2 separate regions of the Mus musculus genome follow, and region 1 is linked to region 2. Evidence: chromatin loops called from intact Hi-C (ENCODE). Cell type or tissue: left cerebral cortex. All regions are shown on one strand. Links, peaks and the distances in the headings refer to the core of each region. The heading gives the core; the rest is flanking DNA. Region 1 has its middle 31 kb from the start of Ywhaz. Region 2 overlaps Gm41297 (a long non-coding RNA gene).

Region 1 (9,987 bases), core at 964-8,963, 48 kb before region 2:
GAGACCGGGGAAGACAGGAGCTGCTGACGTGCTTGTACTCCTAAAGCCATGCTTCTGGGATTACTTGCACCACAGCCCCAGCTTTTTAGTATGGTTTGTGGCTCAGGACTTCGGGAAGAGTCTCAGTGGTCTAGTCAGTCACTGATAAGTTGCCTCAACTCAAGAAACCCTCTTGTCCACACTAAACTCAGTTGCATGTACAAAGACATAAACCTGTGAGGTGGAACTAGTTTTAAAAAGAAGTGCCGTGGGAGAGGAAGAGGATGTGGGTAATGAGTGGATCTACTCAAAATATTGCCCACATGTATAAATTTTTTTTAATTGGATACATGCATTAAATTGCCAAAAATAAAATTTAAAGTTCTAGGCTAACTTGCTGATACTGATGTGTAAGGAAAGCTTTTTTTTAAAGTGTTAGCTCAAAATTGTGCATTTTTGAATCATAAAGCAGTATGAATTCAAGTGAATAAGGTATCTAGAAGTGGACTTCTGGGCTTTGCAGAGGATTGGTATGAATGCTAGTATGCGTGTGTAATATACATTCAATAAAGGAGAGCGTCCTGGGATCCCATCACCCTCAATGCCCTGGGACTACATAGCAAAACTTTGTCTATCGTTTGTGCAAACAGAATCGCTCTTTACCAAAAATAAATAAAAGCATTACCTTATAGAGGAGAGCATTTCAACCTGGTGGTTCCGTTATAGGCCTGTCTTCCTAGAAATCTGGGGTGTGCACGAGAAACCAGAGAACCACCCATATTCACAGCTCCTATTTAGCAAAAAGCCTAGAGACAACCAAGTTACTCTGATAGGTAGGGTGCACATGAATCAACTATAACCAGACAAGATCAAACATGGAGAGAGCTCAGCAGATAAGCTCATAGCATCTGTACCTCCAGCCCACTGGTGGTCTCCAGAATCTACTCACACAAACATAATTAAAAATGTAAAATCTCTTTAAAATGCAGCTTTAGGTGTTGATTTGTCCTCCCCCCCCCCTTTTTTTCTTCTAAAGACTAAAGCATGACTTTAAAGCATTTAATCAAAACAAGCTTTTACTAGGAAGGAAAAGCCTAATGACAGGAGACAGTACCTTTGCTTTTCCTAAAGAATTCTTATTCACTCTTTTTAAAAAGTATTATATTATTGTTTCCATTATTATTGTGTGAGAGAGAGAGAGGGAAAGAGGGAGGGCAGGGGAGAGAGGAGGGAGGAGAGGCAGGCGTGTAGGCATGTAGAGGAAAACTTTTGGGAGTTGGTTCTATCATGGACTACAGGATTGGATTTTTTTGTGACAAATCATTAGGAGGCTAATCTCTCCAGCCTTTTATGCTCCTAGAAAGGAGACTGAGGAGAGTAAAGCAGGAAGGGGAGGGTCAGCAAAAGGATAAGTGGGTCAGGAAAGAGGAGTATGACACAGGGTGAGGAGGACTGGCTGTGCAGTGGTGAGGGGGAAGAAATAGACCCTTTGTTCTAAATGTCACAGTGATGTCTCATGTTGGCTGGACTTGGAATTACTAGTAAAAGCATGACACGAAGCTGAGGGATGGGGGGGGATGGGGGGGGTGGGGGTGGTATGACCAGGTGAGGTAGCACAGACTCAGGAGGCAGAGGCATATATATATATTATGGCCAGCATGATGGCTCAGCAGGTAAAGATGCTTTCTGAAGATCCTGTAAGTTTTGAGGTCCCAGGACCATATAATAGGAGGAGAAACCCAAGGCCTGACGGTTGTCCCTGGACCACATGGGCTGGGGTGCTAGGTTATAAGCATGTGCCACCACACCCCATTTCTACAGTCGCAGGGGAGCGAGTCCAGATCTGTTCAGGAGTGCACTGGAGAAGCCCCGTGCAACCAGAGCTGCATCTCCATGCACTGTCATCTCTCTGAAGAACTTACTTAAGCATGACATTAAATGTGTGCCGTGGGCTGTTAAGAGAAGAGACCATGCCTTACCTCCCACTGACTGACACCTAAAGCTCGAACAGGCAAGAATTTCTTGCTTCCAAGCTGTGCATCAGCTGTTGGGAGGATCCTGATAACAGTGTGGGAATCAGACATCCTCCACTGATTTGCAAGAGCTGAGACCAAAGGTAGATGTGGGGGTGGAGAAGCAGGTAGGTAAGGCCTTTGCTGTTGCTCTTCAGTCTCTGTTCATAAGGCATCCAACTTAAATAAGATTGGCTTACCCAAAAAGTTTTTTGGGTGGGGAGGGTAGAGGGTGTCATCTTTTAGCCTAGAAGAAAACAGCCCACTATGGAAATATTATTCATTAGTGTCCAGAGCACTGCAGTTAGATTTTTTTTTTTTTTTTTGGTTTTTCAAGACAGGGTTTCTCTGTATAGCCCTGGCTGTCCTGGAACTCACTTTGTAGACCAGGCTGGCCTTGAACTCAGAAATCCGCCTGCCTCTGCCTCCCAAGTGCTGGGATTAAAGGCGTGTGCCACCATGCCTGGCCAGTTAGATCTTTTTAATAAAGATGAAATAGGAAACAGCAAAGACTGCTCACCCCCTCACATTTGACATTGGCTGCATTAAGAGAAGGTGTGGCACTGCCACCCATATCCCATGAGTCACGTTCCTAAAACATGGCCACAAGAGGATTCTAAAATCAGGTTGCACAATGCCTACAGGCTGTCTCTGATGCCTTCAGACCTTGCTCACAGTGGACCAGGGAGCACAATGGGAAAGACATATCTATTTCCCCTCTCCCTCCCCCCTCCCCCCTCCCTGTCCCTCCCCCCTCCCTGTCCCTCCCCCCTCTCCCCCTCTCCCTCTGTGGGGCAGAGGAGGCTGTTGGGTGGGTGTTCTCTATCATTCCACCTTATGGTCTGTCTGTGAACCTGGAGGTGGCTAGCTACCAGAAAGCCCCAGCCATCCTCCTGAGCCCTGTACAGATCTGGGCTTACACAGCCATGCTGGGCTTTGTCCGTGGGTCTAGGATCCAAACTCCAACTCAAGAGAGCTCGAGCAGCAAAGCTCTCATCCAGCAAGCCATCCCTTCAGTCCCTCCTTTCTGTTTTGTTGCCTGTCTCTTCATCAGATTGGAAGAACCAAAAACCAGAGCAGAAAGCGCTGCCCTGTAACCTGCCAGGCCCAAAACCTTTGGAGAATGGAGTCCCACTGGCTAAAGCATTCTACTGATTACTAGAGGGGACTAGAGATGTGACTTGCAGCTGGTGAGGACACCAGGTCTCTCTCTAGACTTTTAATGGTGGTGTCCCTCATCTCACAGGGGAATCATGTATTTAACCACACTGTAATGAAGCAGGTTGTTATGGCCCTAAAGAGGGAATCCTTGAAGGCATTCAGTCCCATTGCTGAAAACCTTCTCAGGCACTGAGAGATAACCAGCAAACCCACAGCAAGGCCTTAGAAGACACTGTCTAGGAACTAGGACAGCGCTGCCGGCAGCTCAGAGTTCTGTGCCAGCAGCGTCTCCCTGACTGCTCCCCTCCACAAGGCCTGTAACAGAACCAAGCTCCCCGGCCCCCAGGATACCCCCTCGAAGAGGTTTAGATGAATTGAACCATCTGGAAAGGACACTCTCCAACTGATGAGCTGCCTGCAGGCTGTGTAGTATGCTCTGGTGGGCTTTGAGTTATCTTTGAGCCATTCTGTTTCTGTACGTAACCCCTCTCCTGTGTTCCTGTAAGCAACCTCAATAAAACTCATAGTTCACCAGGTAGGACTTCCTGGTCTGTCATGGACTCCCTGTTTGAAGTGAATAGACCTCCCTGTTTGGAGTGAATAGACCTCTATATTGTGTCTCCCCCAGAAAAGTTTTAACAAATTCAGGACCTTTCTTAAGGCTTCCATATGGGAAAGTATCCGTAAGTTAGCATGATTTTATTATTATTATTTTACTACTACTACCGGCATTGTTTGGGAGCAGAGGGTTAAATTCACAGTGCATACATGCTAATCCCAGGTTGAACTACACCCAAATTAGAATATACTTTTCTCATTTTGTTAAGAAATATTATGTGTTCTTCCTTTGTGAGGGGAGGGGGCATGTGCTGCACGCAGGGAGGTCAGAGGACAACAGCCAGGAGTCTGTGCATTCTCTTTCCTCTAAGTGGGTGCCCTGGCTCAGTTCTAAAGTCTTGCCAGCTCAGTCATCCTGCTGGCCCAATGCATTTGGCTTTATACTTCATAAAATCTACTGACTCTTTTTTTAAATCGAGGTGAAATTCATATAAATTTGCATAATATAAAATTAGCCATTTTAAGGTGAAGGCAGTTGCACTTAATGTGTTTGAAATTTATGCAAACACCACCTCCATAAAGCTCCAAATTGTGCTGAAAGGAAACCCTTTAAATGGCTCCGCATTTCCCCTCCTCCAGCCTGGAGCAACCACCAACCTTCATTCTCGGTAGGCTTATCTGTAGATGGCATAGTTTTATGTTTGCTTTTTTAAAATATTCTGTTACTGTGGTTGGAGAAGACTCCGCTGCTAATGCCACTCACTGCTCTCACAGAGGACCTAGGTTCAGTTCCCAGAGCCATGTGGAGGGTCAACACCTCCTGTAACTCCAGGGGTCCAGTGCTCTCTTCTAACTTCTGAGGGCATCAGGCACAATGTGGTGTACACACACGCACACGCACACACGCATGCAGGCAGAGTACATACACATATAAAGTAGTAAGAAATAAATATTTTAAAAATATGTTAGCAAACATAAGAATCACTGTCATGGCCATTTGAAATGTGTAGTCCAGCAGCGTCTTCGCAGTTGTGAATAAGAGCTTAAGACCGTCTTTACTTTACCACTAAGGAACACAAGTCCTTCTCCATGGCTTGATGACCACCGGACTTCCTGGGTCTAGGAAGCTGACTGTTGTAGACTCCTCATGTTAGTAGACCTGATGTAAGCACAGCCATACAGTCTGTGGCCTTTTCCAGGACCATCCGTACAGTTCCTCTGCTCACCGGTTTGCATTTGGGTTTGACTACTATGAACAGTGTTATGGATTGGTATCTACACACATACACACACACACACACACACACACACACACACACACACAAAGTGTGTAGTTTCATTTCTCTAAAAGTAGAATTAACCATGTCACATGTTAGCCCTATGTGTAACTTCTCAATAAGGATGATAATTTTGACTGTTGCTTTGATTTTGAAAAACAGTATTGCTATGTAGTCCAGGTGGCCTTTCAACTCTAGATCCTCAGCCTCAGCCCCCTAACTGCTGGGATCACAGACCGCTTTGCCAGGCCATGTTTAGCTCATGACTGTCTCTGGCTGTTCCTTTAGTCATCATAAATTTACTAAACTATAGTTCATACAACAGTCTTAAGAGGGCAGGCCCATGGCTCAGGAAGGGATGAGCAGACAGACTGTTTCTTACAGTTCTTAGGGAGAGGTAGAACCCACCCTGGTGAGGGACTCAGAAACATGTGAGCACCCAGTGGCTGTATGAGTGGGAAGGCAGTGCTGGCATTGGGGTCAGGGGTCAGACATGCTAACTTGCCTTTGAAGTGCATTTTCAAGGATAGCCCCGAGTCAAGTAGAAATACACGGCACTAAATGAAGTTACCAAGGTGCCCTGGGATGACTGGCCATTTCTCCAGAGGTGATCTGGCTGTCAGGAGAAGTCAGGCTAACGTCAGGACCAGAGAAGATGCAGTGTGTTAAGGCTCCCTGCTCCACCCCAGGTGCAGAGTCACACCCATAGTCCTCTTTACCATGACCCTTAGTCATCTCAGTTGCTAAAACAAAATATCATAGAGCTGGGCAGTGGTGGCGCATGCCTTTAATCCCAGCACTTGGGAGGCAGAGGCAGGCGGATTTCTGAGTTCGAGGCCAGCCTGGTCTATAAAGTGAGTTCCAGGACAGCCAGGGCTACACAGAAAAACCCTGTCTCGAAAAAACAAAAAAAAAAAAAAACAAAAAACAAAACAACAAAATATCATAGATGGTGTGGCTTAAAGAACAAACAGTTCTCAAGTAGTGAACTGACAGATTCAGATGTGGTCAGTTTTCCTGGCTTGTAGATAGATGCCTTGCCTCCCTGGGTCCTCACCCAGGGTTGGGAGACTTTCAATTTCAGTTTTTCCCTTATAAGGACATTAATCTTATCATGGGGCCCCACCCTCATGACTTCATTCATTTCTAATGACAAATGTTCCATCTCTGAGTATCATGGCACTACTGCATGGGCACATTGGCAGTTGATGCCCCCGTTACGTAGCGAGAAGCATGCCTGGAGAGGGGGCATGCTTGCCCAAGCCATGCCACTGAAAACTGACCAAGCAGGAATTGGGTCTGAACTCCAATAGGCCAATGCTCATGATCTCTTAACCACTGCTGGAAGGATTACAAACATTGGGCTCACGGCAGGCACAGAAAATGTTTTTCTATCCCCAAACAGAGGAACAGGGAACTGAGAGCCAAAAGTAACCTTGAAGGTCACCCAAGTCTAGATCAAAGAAAGCTGAGGTCTGGAGCTGCCCCCAGCCAAAGCAGAGCTGGGAAGAAAAGCTCTAGGCCCTGACTCTTGCCTGGGGTACTTGCCCCACCCCAGGCCAGGCTAGCTCTCGCCATGATGAGTCTCCACACTCTGTTTTAATGATTCATCCTCTTGCTGCCAGCAGTGTGTGTCACTGCCCACAACCAGCTCACACCCCCGGCTCGTCCCACTCGGAGACACCAAAATGACAAAACCAGCTGATTTTATAGCCCTGTTTTTATCATTTTAATATTAGGAAGGAGTCTGCTTAGCTGTTAGAATGGGTAAATTGGGATCGAGCTGACACTCGCACCATCCTTGATCACTCTGGGACCAGTTCCGGAAAGACTCTAAGCTAGGAAGATTCCGTGTCAGGGGAAGGGAAAGACCTGCTTGGTGCCTGCTGCCCTTAAGTATGGAGTCAGATGGCTCTGTGAATTCAAAACAAAACTAATCCTTGATACCATTTTTCTTCCCCGAACCTCAGATTTCTTATTGGTAAATTAGGAATGAGCTGTGGTGAAGACTAAGCAGTTCAATAAACAGAAGTGAAGCTTGCAGACAGGCACTGCGACCTATGTTCTCCAGGCTCTGATGACTCCAGGAGATGACTGGCCAGCACCAAAACTAAACCATGTAAGGAGCAAGGGCCTTGACCTTGGTGATGGAAGTACTTTGACACAAAGATGATGTTGGGTTTGACCAACCATGTCAGGCACTGAGGCTAATAGGCATGCCCAGGGAGACTGACACAGAGGTGGAGACCCATCTTGTACTGGCCCTGCCTGGCCACCGAGGGTCTCCCTGACCCAGCTGCCTTTTAACTTTCACTTCCCATTTAGAAATCAGATGCCTTGGTGGGGCAGGAAAACAGAACCTCTCACCCAGGAGACATGTTGGAGCTGGAGCCTGGCCCCCATCACTTGAACAACAGACAGTGCGGCCAAGGGAATTTACTGCACCTATCCTTAGCTGTAAAATGCAAAGGGTCATGGCCTCTATCTTGAGGGGAAATGTAGAATCTGACTAATATAATATAGCGAATCAACCCTAAGATGTATTGGCTGAGAACACACCACTCACTGTGTCTCAGAGTTGTGTGCCCAGGAATGTTTGTGAGGCTCTTGGGAGAACTGGCTCCATCCCTCACCTGGGCAGTAGAGTGTGTAGTTTTTGTTACCCTGCCGTAAGCTTCAGGAACAGGCTGCAGGCTGCGCTACCAGCCCCTATGCACACACACACACCAGTTAATCTCAAAATGCCTTTGCTAACTCAATGACTGGGTACTGCTAAACATCCCCTGCCACTCTGGCATAATCAGATACAGTGACCATTGACTCACATGGCTGGTTGGCTTTATCTCCTTTAACTCCCTCTCTCCTAGGTCTGCTAGCTTGCCTGTGGGGACCTTGGAAGTCCCACCTGTTCTGCCCAGGTCATTGACAGCTAGCATCTTTATTGATGAATCGAGAACCTATTGAAGAACAGGACCTCAGCATCAGCACCACCCCCTATAGAGCAGCACAGTAGAGCTGACCCTGATGGTGGGGGTGCAGGTGAGATGCTCTGACAGCATGAGCGTGGGAGAGCTGGCCCAGCCCCTTACTGGCTGCAGCACTAGGGAGAATGGGCCTTGAACCTTAGCTGAGCAGCACAGCAGAACTCCCCCTGGTGGCAAAGGTAGGGATACGCTGCCTCCCACCACATGAGAACATGAGAACAGGCAGGTAGACCTTGACCCTGGCCAGTTGTAGCATTGGATGAGCTAGGGCAGTGCTGTAGAGCTCACACTGGTGGCTCGGGTGCAGGAGTGTTGCAGTAAATCTCCCAAATATGCCCTGGTAATGAAAACACAACACAGTTAATATGATTACATGCAGTGCGTCTAGATTGGGCATATCTACCGCTACACTACCATCTTCCACAGCTCATGAGACCCCTTAGAACTTGCGGTTTCTCCAGGCCATGTGCTTCTGCTCTGCTTTTCTTCCTCCTCCTCCTCCTCTGCATTTTCTCCTTCTTCTCTCCCTCACCTTCTGCTCCACCTTCCCTTTTATCTGCCCAATCATCAGCTTTCCTTTATTTTACAAATTAAGGTGGGAAGCAGGTTTACAGGAAATCACCTGAGTGCTGACTCATTCCTCATTCACATGAAACCCTTCACTGGAGAATGGAATTAACATAAAATGTAATTAGCCCCAGGGCTATCCACAACATTGGAGAGCTGGCAGACTGACCAACTCAGCTACCCCCCAGACCAAGGTCTAGCACTTTGAGCTGGCACACCCCAACATCTGTCCCATCTATGATCTGCTGGAATTTGTGAAGGGGCCAGCCCTGCAGATCCAAAGCTGAAGGAACTCCATGGCACAGGACAACAGAATATCTGAGAGGTGTCCCAGTGAGGATCCGGTATTGATGGTATAGCAGAAGATGGTGTAGCCTTGAAACAGAGCCATGACTCATTGCAATGAACATTTGCTCTGAGGTCAGGAACAGTTTAATCAAATTATTCAGGGTATGGGTGGCTCTCTAGAGAGTGGTTTGTTATCAGTTTGGTCTTCCCCACTCCCTTTCCCACTCCTATTACCCCCATCTCTGTCTGTCTGTCTGTCTGTCTGTCTGTCTGTCTGTCTGTCTGTCATGTGCTTGCAGACTTATAAGGAAACAAGAAGGTCCTCACTACATGTGGTCCCTCGATCTTGGACTTTACATCCCCTGGACACATGAGCTAAATAAATGTCTACCGTGTGTGTGGCTTATCCAGCCCGAGGTTTTCTGTTCCAGTAGCAGAAGACAGGACAAAAGGTCCACATGACAGGGGAGACAAAAGGAGGCTGAGGGGTTCACCTAGTGGCCAGGTGTTGTATACTGCCTGGGCCCCTGCTTTCTACCCTGTCTTACTGTTCCTAGGTCTGTGTCCTTTGCTGGCTCCTTCTCTTCCTGGTTATGTCATCATTTATGTGTGGGAGGGATCGGGGAGGATGCTTGGTCTGAGTCACAGACCTTACCATGCCCCCCACCTGCCCCACTTCCAAAGCACCTTGAATGTAACACAAGTCTCTCAACTAATTCATGCCTTCCAACTCCTTCCACCTTGGACTTCACCATCTCTGTAACTGCTTCTGGTGGACAGGATGAATCTCACCGAACACCAGCATACTCTGCCTCTGTTCCCTTTATCTAGACCAGTGATTCTCAACCTTACTAATGCTGTGACCCTTTAATACACTTCCTCATGCTGTGGTGATCCTGTCATAAAAGTATTTTGTTGCTATTGCATACCTAATTTTCCTACTGCAATGAATCAGAATGTAAGTAATCTGGGTTTTCTGATGGTCTTGGGAAACCCTTGTGAAAGAGTCATTTCATGACCCACAGCTTGAGAGCTGCTGATCAGAGAGCCGCTCTGGTTTTCTGCTAAATGTTTAGCCTTAAAACCTAGCTCTAAGCTGCAAACTTCCTGCTGTCCCCTTGTAGGTGGAGTTCATGCCTGAGGGGCCCCACGGGGCTGATG
Region 2 (9,987 bases), core at 1,134-9,133:
CTGGAACTGCCATCCCTTGCCCTACCCTGTATCTAAACTCACACCTTGTTATAATAAATAAAAATCTCTTAGAAGCTATTAACTTAAGCAGAACACTAGTTTCCACCAATCCAAGAGCTAAGAATGTCATCAGATAACATTTCAGATGTAGAAAAGCTTTCCCAGCTCAGTGTCCCTGACTCTCTGGTGTACCCACCAGTGTATTTTAAACATGCCTTGACTTCCTTTGTTCTGTAAAGCTATAAGAAAGAACCCTGAGAAACTGCTTCTAAAATCAGAACCCGAAATTTGAGGTAACCTAAATCTGAGTTCCCAGGCCACGGTCACTCAAAATGGCTCCAGAATAAACGATCTCTTATTCTGTTTAAAATGAGAGCTGTGATTTTTAAGTTGACAGTATCTTATCCACAACTTTGAAATCAAGTATAAACTTTGACTTATAAGTCAGCAGACATTGCAGTGTTTACCTAAAGCAGGCCCTCAAATAACCCCGAGTACACAGAAGGAACGTTCCTCCTCACTAGGGTTCCCCTCACCAAGGCTCTTTCTACCCAGTTCTCTTGCAGCGACCTTCTAAAATCAAGAGCAATCTAGGCAGGACTGGCTTTCAGTCAACCAGTATCCAACACCCTAACAAAGCAACGGTTTCACTCTAGCAGTTCTGGTGTCTTGAATCATGACTGCTTCTTCAGCCCCAGCTAACCATCAGGGTTCCTCTGTGTAGCCCTGGCTGTCCTAGAATTCACTCTGTAGACCAGGCTGGCCTCGAACTCAGAAATCTGCTTGCCTTTGCCTCCCGAGTCCTGAGACTAAAGGTATGTGCCACTACACCAAGCTAAAAAGGTGTATAAAGTTATACAAACTCAAAGAGTTAAGGAGAAGGTAGATGCCTGTTGAGTTTGGTACTTTGTTATGTATTGTAGTGCTAAGTGTAGGCTCCCAAGACCTGGTTGCTCCAGAGAGGAGAGAGTCCCCACATAGACCTGAGTGATGCTATGTGACCCTGCCCCTAAGTTATTTCTGATTGCTGAATAAAGATGCCTACAGCCGGGCTGGTGAGATGGCTCAGTGGGTAAGAGCACCCGACTGCTCTTCCGAAGGTCCGGAGTTCAAATCCCAGCAACCACATGGTGGCTCACAACCATCCATAACAAGATCTGACTCCCTCTTCTGGAGTGTCTGAAGACAGCTACAGTGTACTTATATATAAATAAATCTTTAAAAAAGGAAAAAAAAAAAAGATGCTTGCAGGACAGAATTGAGATAGGTGGGGCTTGGTGTTCCCAAACTTGGAGTCGGATGAGACCACGAGGAGAAAGAGAGAAGGTGGAGAGAGCAGAAAGACCCCGTGGGCTAGGAGTCAGGAAAGCATGGCCACAGGGGCTGGCCAATCGGAGTTAAGAGCGGCCCAGATGAAGCATAGAGGGTAGATGTCTGTCCAGCTCCAGTGCTGATTAAGACTTATTGTAAATAGCAAAAGTGTGTGTTTTTTTAATCTGGGAACTGAATGATCCCAGATTGAGATGAAATGTTTTCTACAGGGCTGGAGAGATGGCTTAAGAGCACTAACTGCTCTTCCAGAGGTCCTGAGTTCAATTCCCAGCAACCTCATGGTGGCTCACAACTATCTATAATGGGATCCGATGCCCTCTTCTGGTGTGTCCAAGACAGCAACAGTGTAGTCACATATAAAATATTTAAAAAAATGTTTTCTACAACAGGTGTCCAGCATCATTGTCCTTCCTTCTGTATTTGAGCTGTTGGATCCTTCACATTTCAAAATGCAGGAATGCTCTAGTTCCTCTTTATCAGGTGATGCAGTATTTGAGCATGGCCTTGCTGTTATCTGAACTTGATGCATTCTGGATGTGTGAGTGCTGATGGCTTGTCACCAGTGACCGTTTTGAGGAAGTGGTCAGGTTATGAGGGCTGTGGTTTCACAAATGGAGTCATAACTGACATTATTGGGAAGTGATGGAGACTTAACTAGTTGTCAGGCTATGGGATTTCCTGTCTTCTTCCTGGTTCCTGGCTGTCATTCTTTCTTCTTCCTGTTTGTCAGGAGGGCTGCTTTACCTTAGCCGTCCCAGCAGCAGCATGAAAGTCCACTCAAGCTCAAATCATGGAACCAGCTGGTCATGGCCAGAAACTTCGGAGGTCGTGAGCCAGAATGACCTTTCCCCTTTAGGTCGGTGTTTCAAGGATTTGATTTCAGGAATGAAACATCAAGTAAATCAAACCTAGAATGTCTGCAGGTATGTCCTCTCCGAGGCCAGTACAGCTGTGAAAACAGCACATCACAAAACCGAGATCAGGAGACTGTGGTGTGTGTGTGTGTGTGTGCATGTATAGTATGTATACCGGTGTGTACATGTGTGTGGTGTGTGTGCAGGCATGTGTGTGTGCATGTGTATGCACGTGTGTGTGATACTTGTTTTCATGTCATGTGTCCATGAACTTTGTAAACAAGATTGTGTTGCAGTGTCAGAAGGCTGGGGATATGTATATCATGTATGTCTGCTTTACGTAATCTCTAGATCATTTACAACCCCCAATACATTGTGCACACTATGTAAGAGCTTGTTATTCTGTATTATCTGGGTCAGTGGTTCACAATCTTTCTAACGCTATGACCCTTTTAATACAATTCCTCATGTTGTGGTGACCCCCAACCATAAAGTTATTTTTGTTACTACTTTATAACTGTAACTTGCTACAGTTATTCATATTTACATTACAAATCACAATGTAAATATCTGACATGTGGTATATCTGATATGAGACCTCTGTGGAAGGATCGTCGGACCCCCAAAGGGGTCTTAGTCCACAGGCTGAGAACCGCTGCTCTGGGGGCATGGTGAGTGGAAGCAAACCTGTACATGGTTCACCCAGACACCACCATGGCGGTCAAAGTTGAAGCTGCTCACTGTACCATATCAATTTCCTGACCCAAACACAGCCTGCGTGAGGCTTGACCTAGCCACGATGGGGACAACTGTACTTAATGTGCATGGCAGCTTCCTGCTTCCTCACCCCCTTGCTAACTCTGGGAAGGAAATCTCACTGAGGGTGTCAAGAGACCCAAGGGCCTGCATGGGGCCCGCTCACAGCATTCTCACTGGGTCCCGCTGGTGCCTACTCTGTCCTGGGAGCCCTATTTAGCACACTATAATACCAACTTACTTCATCTTTGAGCCTAATCCATGAAGTAAGTTTTAATATTGTTGCCATTTTACAGGAACCGGATTTAAGATGTGGAAAGATGACATCTCTGGCCCGGGGTCACACAGCTAGTAGCCACTGATTGAATCCAGACTATTTTAATGAGCGTTCAGATTCTTAGCCCTCCCGCTGCAGTGGGAAAGACTTAATGAGAATGTGAACTTACAAGTGATTACTTTTTCGGCCTTTCTGACCCTTTCATAGCAGTCTTATTTATAATAGCCAGGAGCTGGAAAGAACCCAGATGTCCTTCAACAGAGGAACGGATACAGAAAATGTGGTACATTTACACAATGGAGAACTACTCAGCTATTAAAAAAAAAAATGAATTCACGAAATTCTTAGACAAATGGATGGAACTAGAAAATATCATCCTGAGTGAGGTAACCCAATCACAAAAGAACACACGTGGTATGCACTCACTGATAAGTGGATATTAGCCCAAAAGCTCCAAATACTCAAGATACAATTCACAGACCACATGAAGATCAAGAAGAAGGAAGACCTAAGTGTGGGTCCTTTGGTCCTTCTTAGAAAGAGGAACAAAACACTCACGGGAGCAAATATGGAGAGAAAGTGAGGAGCAGAGACTGAAGGAAAGGCCATCCAGTGACTGCCACACCTGGGGATCTATCCCAGATACAGTCACCAACTCCGACACTATTGTGGATGCTAAGAAATGCTTGCTGACAGGAGCCTGATACAGCTGTGTCCTGAGAGGCTCTGCCAGAGCCTGACAAATACAGAGGCAGATGCTCGAAGCCAACCTTAGCACTGAGTGCGGGGGGGGGGGGGGTCCCCAGTGGAGGAGTTAGAGAAAGAACTGAAGGAGTTGAAGGGGTTTGCAACCCCATAGGAAGAACAACAATATCAACCAACCAGACTCCCCAGAGCTCTCAGGGACTAAGCCACCAACAAAGGAGTACACATGGCTCCTGCGGCATATATAGCAGAGGATGGCCTTGTCATGCATCAATGGGAGGGGAGGTCCTTGGTTCTCTGAAAACTTAATAGATGCCTCAGTGTAGGGGAATTGAGGGCGGGGAGGCGGGAGTGGGTGGGTGGGTGGAGAGAGGAACACCCTCATAGAAGCAGGGGGAGAGGGTATGAAATAGGGGTTTTCTGGAAGGGGAGGAAAACTGGGTAAAGGGATAACACTTGAAATGTAAATAAATTTAAAAAAAAAAAGATTCAGAAACTTATAAGCAATTACTTCATCAGCCTTTCTGACCCTTCCTGTCAAACCCCTTGTTTCCACCAGACACTGAATATGTACCTACTGTGTGCAAACTGTTGGCCATAGTTCTATGTGGGCCTCACAGACAAAGAATAGTTGGTGCCCTTAGGAAAATGCCCATAGGAAGCAGACTGGTGCAGCTCTCTGGTCAGGAACACTAGCATGGCTTTGCTGGTCCTTGAGTCCCTAGGGGTGGGCAGATGTGACTAGAACAGGCCTCTGAAGAGGGCTGTGGGCAGGTGCGGCTGCTAGGAGAAAGCTTCTTAGAGCATTAGCTCTCTGCCGGTTCCAGACCCAAGAACAGGCTGACTTGGCCTCAGCCACCAGCATCCAGCTGGTCACGTGCTTCAGGCAGCTGCTCTTTGTTTTTATCCTTCACCTGGCCTCTCTGGCCTCTCCGGTTTCTCTGGGGACAAATTCCAGAGTTTTGGAGTTCTGCTTGGTCACCCAAGGACAGACCCTTTAAGAACTTCCAGTCCAGTGCTAGGGACATCGTGTCCTAAGGGTCCTTCTGCCCATCTCCAGAGTGGTAATTAACCGTCCCTGGTAAGCCAGCATTACGTAAGAGGATTATGAAACTAACAGAAGGGTCTGCGATCTGTATCTATAAATAGGCACAAATATCATTACTGCGCCACTGTGAGGTTCAGAGCCATCTAGCGGTAGAAAATTGTATGTGCAGCTCTTGCAAATCCGCTCGAAAAATTATTCTTTTATGTTCTAAATGTGACACTTTGTACATAACTAGACCCAGAGCCTCCGGGTTAAACTATGTTGAGAGAAAAAAGGGGGAGTCCCTGTTTTTAACTTTTAGAGGTCATATCCTTAATAAAGGAAGTCCCGCCCTTTACATGGTGTGTAACTGAGAAATTCCAATGTGGTGACTGTATTTATGCGAGCCTCCTTTTCGCGTTCGCGAACCCAGATGCACGACTGTTTCGATGCTATTAGATCTGTCCCAATTTCATATTGACTGCCGCTGATTAACATGTCCGTGGGCCCGAGAATATTCTTTAAACCTGAGCGTGGTTGTCTCCTCCACACACAGTGCTGTTTCCTGTTTTGTTTCTCCTGCCTCAGTCAGAAGACTGGGTGGGGCCTGTTACTGAAAACCAGAAAAAGGACCACAGCAACGCATCTTTCAATGGCTTTTGAGTTTCGATAGAGTTGAACTTTTAGGAATCATAAGAATTGAAGACATAAACTAAATGTGCAAAGTGTGTGTGTGTGTGTGTGTGTGTGTGTGTGTGTGTAATGAACTTTGGGAAAGTGTATAACACAGAGTCAGAGAAGTGCAGGCATTACAAACTGTTCAACCTTGTTACACTCTGATACTGTATTCTGAAGACACCAGGTCAGGTTACAGTTCCAGCAGCACTATGTATGTGTATGCATTTGTGCATACATGTGTGTACATGTGTACACGTGTGTATACGTGCATGTATGTGCATGAATGTGCTGTGCGCACATATGTAGGAATATGTGTACGTGTGTACATGAGTATGTGTGCATGTGTGTGCCCATGTGTGTGCCCATATGTGTGTAGTGCACTTATGATGTAGATCCTCATCCACACCCAAAGGAACCCCCTGGCCAGCTGGATCCCCATCACTGAGCCCTGAAACCAGAAATGCTTTCCATTGTTCAGTCATAGAATGGGAGGGTGTGTTTGAGAGAATAAATCCCAAACATACCTCCGTTTTACCGGGGGAGGGGAGAGAATGAATATGCAAATTAGAACTAAATTGGATGAAAACTATGGTAAACATGTTATTTTTAGTGCTTACATTTGTGGATGAACATACCTGCTACTTAGTCACTAGGGAAAACAGAGTCTTTTAAATATGACTCAAAGCTGGGAAGAATCGAGCACACCTCTGATCCTGGCACTCAGGAGGCAGTAGAGGTGGATCTCTGAGTTCCAAACCAGCCTGGTCTACAGAAAAGGTTTCGAACACAGCAGGGACCACACAGAAACCCTGTCTTGAAAATAATAATTATAATGATAATAACTATGACTCAAGACACTTTGAGGAAAAGAACCATTCTCCATGACTGTCCCCCATAGGAGGGGAAGGAGAGGAGAGAAGGGGAACGAGGAAGAGGGGGAGGAGGGGAGGGGAGGGGAGAGGAGGAGAGGGTGAAGGTGCAACAGAGAAACACTTGTATAACTTGTACATTAGTCAGAACAGATGGCAGTCTCAAATGGCTAGTTTATAAAACTGTAAGTAGAATTTATACAAACTCATGTGCTACCCTGGGTTAATCAAACCAGGAAGTGTGAGCAGTGCCTTGGAGGGCAGAGGAAGCCCACAGTGGATGCTACAAGAACAGGACCCTAGAAAGCAACTACGCTTGTCACCAGTCACCAGTCACAGCACATTTTTTTTTTCCCAGACAGGGTTTCTCTGTAGCCCTGGCTGTCCTGGAACTCACTTTGTAGACCAGGCTGGCCTCGAACTCAGAAATCCACCTGCCTCTGCCTCCCAAGTGCTGGGATTAAAGGCGTGCACCACCATGCCCGGCACATTTTTTTCAAAATTTATTTTTACTTATATGAATGAGTATTTTGCCTGCAAGTATGGATTCCCTGGAAGTGAAATCATGAGTAGTTGTGAGCTGCCATGTGGGTGCTTTGACTTGAACCCAGGACTTCTAGAAGAACAGTCAAAGAGTTCTTAACTGCAGAGCCAGCTCTTCAGCCCCTACCACATGTTCTTGGCATTGACAAGGGGATGGGTATCACCTGTCTTACCCACCCACCCTCTCAGCTATGCCAGCAAGCCTCATTATCAACCCAGTGGGCTTTGAACACCCATTCTCTTGAAGAGGAGCTATGGAACAAGAAAGACTGTGTGGGGTGGGGGTTGGAGGCAGGAGGAGGAAGGCTCAGAAGCTGTGGGACAGTAAACCACAGCAGGAAGCCTAGTGGGTAGAGCGGGTCTGAGTTTCCAGATACCCAGGGTACACGCCTGAGACAGTAGCAGCCTCCCTGCTGGAACACGTACCACCCTTCCCACATGAGGAAACGTGACCTGTGGTCACATAGGCCCAGAAGGGAGTTCTCCACGTTAATGAGGTATCTAGAGGCCCTGAGAGTTTAGCTAATAAGCTTCCATTCCCAGACATTCCTCCCTGCGAAGGTATTTAATCTCTGGTCCACCCTGAGAGGTTGGTGCGCATCCACTTTCCACGATGAACAACCAGGACAATTTAGAACCAAGGGCTGTCTATTTCATCAGGAACCTGTCTGAGAAGCATGGAGAAAGCCTTCGACTACTGAGCTGCAGCTTAGGTCTCCCACAGAAGGTCTCTCTGCCCTTCCAGACAGCCATCACCAGGCTAAGGACAGTCACCAAAGGACAGTCAAGCCGAGCTAAGCCGGACAGAGCACCTCGTGTGCCCCCTCCAACCCTCCCCCCCCCCCCCCCCGGCCTGGGCTAATCCTCAGCTCGCAGGCCTCTTCTGATCTCAGATCTTCTATGACTTCCATAGGCATCTGGATGTTCGAGAGTCTGAGAACCACCATGGCCCCCGGCCATGTCACAGACCAGGGGACCCCCAACTCTTTGTTCCTGACTTCTTGTGTGGTTCTCCAGCAGCAACTAGAAGTCTGGAAGTCAGGACTCTGGCCTTCCCGCATCTCAAGCTGCATTTTTCCACCCCCAGAGAGGTGACTCTGAGCCTCCCTAAAACCCAGCACCCAGCAGCAGGGTATGATACTCACAGTCACGCTCTGCTTAGCCTCCCCAGTGGCTGCGTATTATAGTAATCTGATCTAGTTGCCATAACAAAGTGCCATGGGCCAGGTGGCTTAAACATCAGAAACTATGTCTTCCAGTTGTAGAGTCTAGAAGTCTGAAGCCAGGGCCAGGGCCCTGTCTGCTTGCAGTGAACTCCCTCCCTGCCCTGCAGAGGGCTCAGCAATTCCCCCTCTGATGCTACATAGTAAGGACAGAGATGCCTCTGCATCTCTTCTTAGGATGATGGTAATCCTGTTGTGAGGTCCTCACAACCCTGTCTGACCCTAAGGAGCTCTCCCATGCCCCATCTTTAATGCTATCCCTTTTGGAAGTAGAATTTTTGTATAATCATTTGGGGCTCACAAGTATTCAGTCCAGAAAAGGTTGGAAAACTGGATTTTCATGTTGTCATGGTTTGTATATTCTTGGACCAAAGAGTGGCACCATTTGGAGGTATGGCCTTGTTGGAATAGGTGTGACCTGTGGGTGTGGGCTTAAGACCCTCACCCCAGTTGCCTGGAAGTCAATCTTCCACTAGCAGCCATTGGATGAAGACATAGAACTCTCAGTTCTGCCTGTGCCATGCCTGCCTGGTTACTGCCATACTCCCACCTTGATGATAATGGACTGAACTTCTGAACCTGTAAGCCAGCCCCAATTAAATGTTGGGTTTTTTTTTTTTTTTTTTAATAAGACTTGCCTTGGTCATGGTGTCTGTTCACAACAGTAAAACCCTAAGATAGAAGTTGGTACCAGGAATGGGGTATTGCTGTGATAGGCCTGATCATGCTTTTATTTGAAAGAATGTGGATTTTGAGACTTTGGATTTGGAAAGCAGTGGAATGCTTTAAATGGGGCTTAATGGGTCATCCTAGTAGGAATATGGAAGACTTTGTTGCTGGGAGTAATTTGAACTGTATTGACCTGGCCCAAGAGATTTTAAAGGAGAAGAATTCCAGAATGTGGCATAAAGACTGTTTTTGTGGTATTTAGGTGAAGAACGTGGCTACTTTTTGCCCTTTTCTGGAAAGTCTGCCTGAGGCTAAGGTGAAGAGACTCAGATTAATTGCATTGACAAAGGAAGTTTCAAAAAAGCCCAGCAAAGACTTTGTTCTCTGGTTAAGTCTTATGAAGAGAAGTTTGAACAAGCATAGCAAACTTAGAAAGGAAATACAAAATGGGTAGTAGAGGAAGGTAGTTATAAATACCAATTAAGGCCATGTAACCAGTTGTAGAAACAAGGATTATAAAGTAATATAAATGCTTCTGTCTTATTTTGCTAACGAATACATTTATCTTTCTTCCAATTTCTTTAATATCAATTGGTATTTAAGTTGAGACACTAAAAGAATGTTCCCAAGGGACGTTGCCCCATTGTAAATTTACAAATGCATTTGCAATTGTACGAGGAATGTTAGGCGTATCATGTTAGGCATATTCACGACCTTGTTATTGTTTCATGTGGACATGAGATATTATTTGAGTCAAGTTGACAAGGGGTGGATTGTAGTGACTATTCCTGATTGTCAACACACCCATGCACACACACATGCACACACACATACACACCCCCCCCACACACACACACACATAGGAAAAGAATAAAAATGTCACAGTGCACTCACCTCATGGCATGCTGTGTTTACCTTGCCCGTCCACCACCGAGGAGCTGTAGTCATCTGTTAGTCAAGCCGTGGTGGCCGTGCTCCTGAGAACGGCTTCCTCTCTCCCTCCAGTCTTACTCCCTCTGCTCATCGCTGCTCATCCCTTCCAGACCGCACTCTT

The links. Peaks named below come from ENCODE experiments on the same cell type or tissue, not always from the same donor. Only the 100,000 strongest peaks of a DNase experiment are listed, where the experiment ranks them.
Region 1: it touches region 2 in a loop (2.6-fold over the local background); 6 of 42 quality-filtered maps call a loop at or near these places.

What each region holds. Positions count from the first base shown.
Region 1 is chr15:36,758,941-36,768,927 of GRCm38, reverse strand. No RefSeq gene overlaps it. Among named protein-coding and RNA genes, the nearest start is that of Ywhaz, 31 kb to the left of the region's middle. In left cerebral cortex, for the core only: a CTCF peak has its summit at 8,146 (motif pointing left); DNase peaks (open chromatin) are centred at 3,350, 4,326, 6,627, 8,089 and 2 more places; H3K27ac peaks cover 1,203 bases.
Region 2 is chr15:36,711,375-36,721,361 of GRCm38, reverse strand. It overlaps Gm41297 (a long non-coding RNA gene), which reads left to right. Exons shown (of 3, transcript XR_875152.2): 2 at 2,063-2,255; 3 at 3,239-3,480. Among named protein-coding and RNA genes, the nearest start is that of Gm41296, 6.8 kb to the right of the region's middle. In left cerebral cortex, for the core only: CTCF peaks have their summits at 1,664 (motif pointing left) and 5,125; a DNase peak (open chromatin) is centred at 5,049; H3K4me3 peaks cover 908 bases; H3K27ac peaks cover 1,299 bases.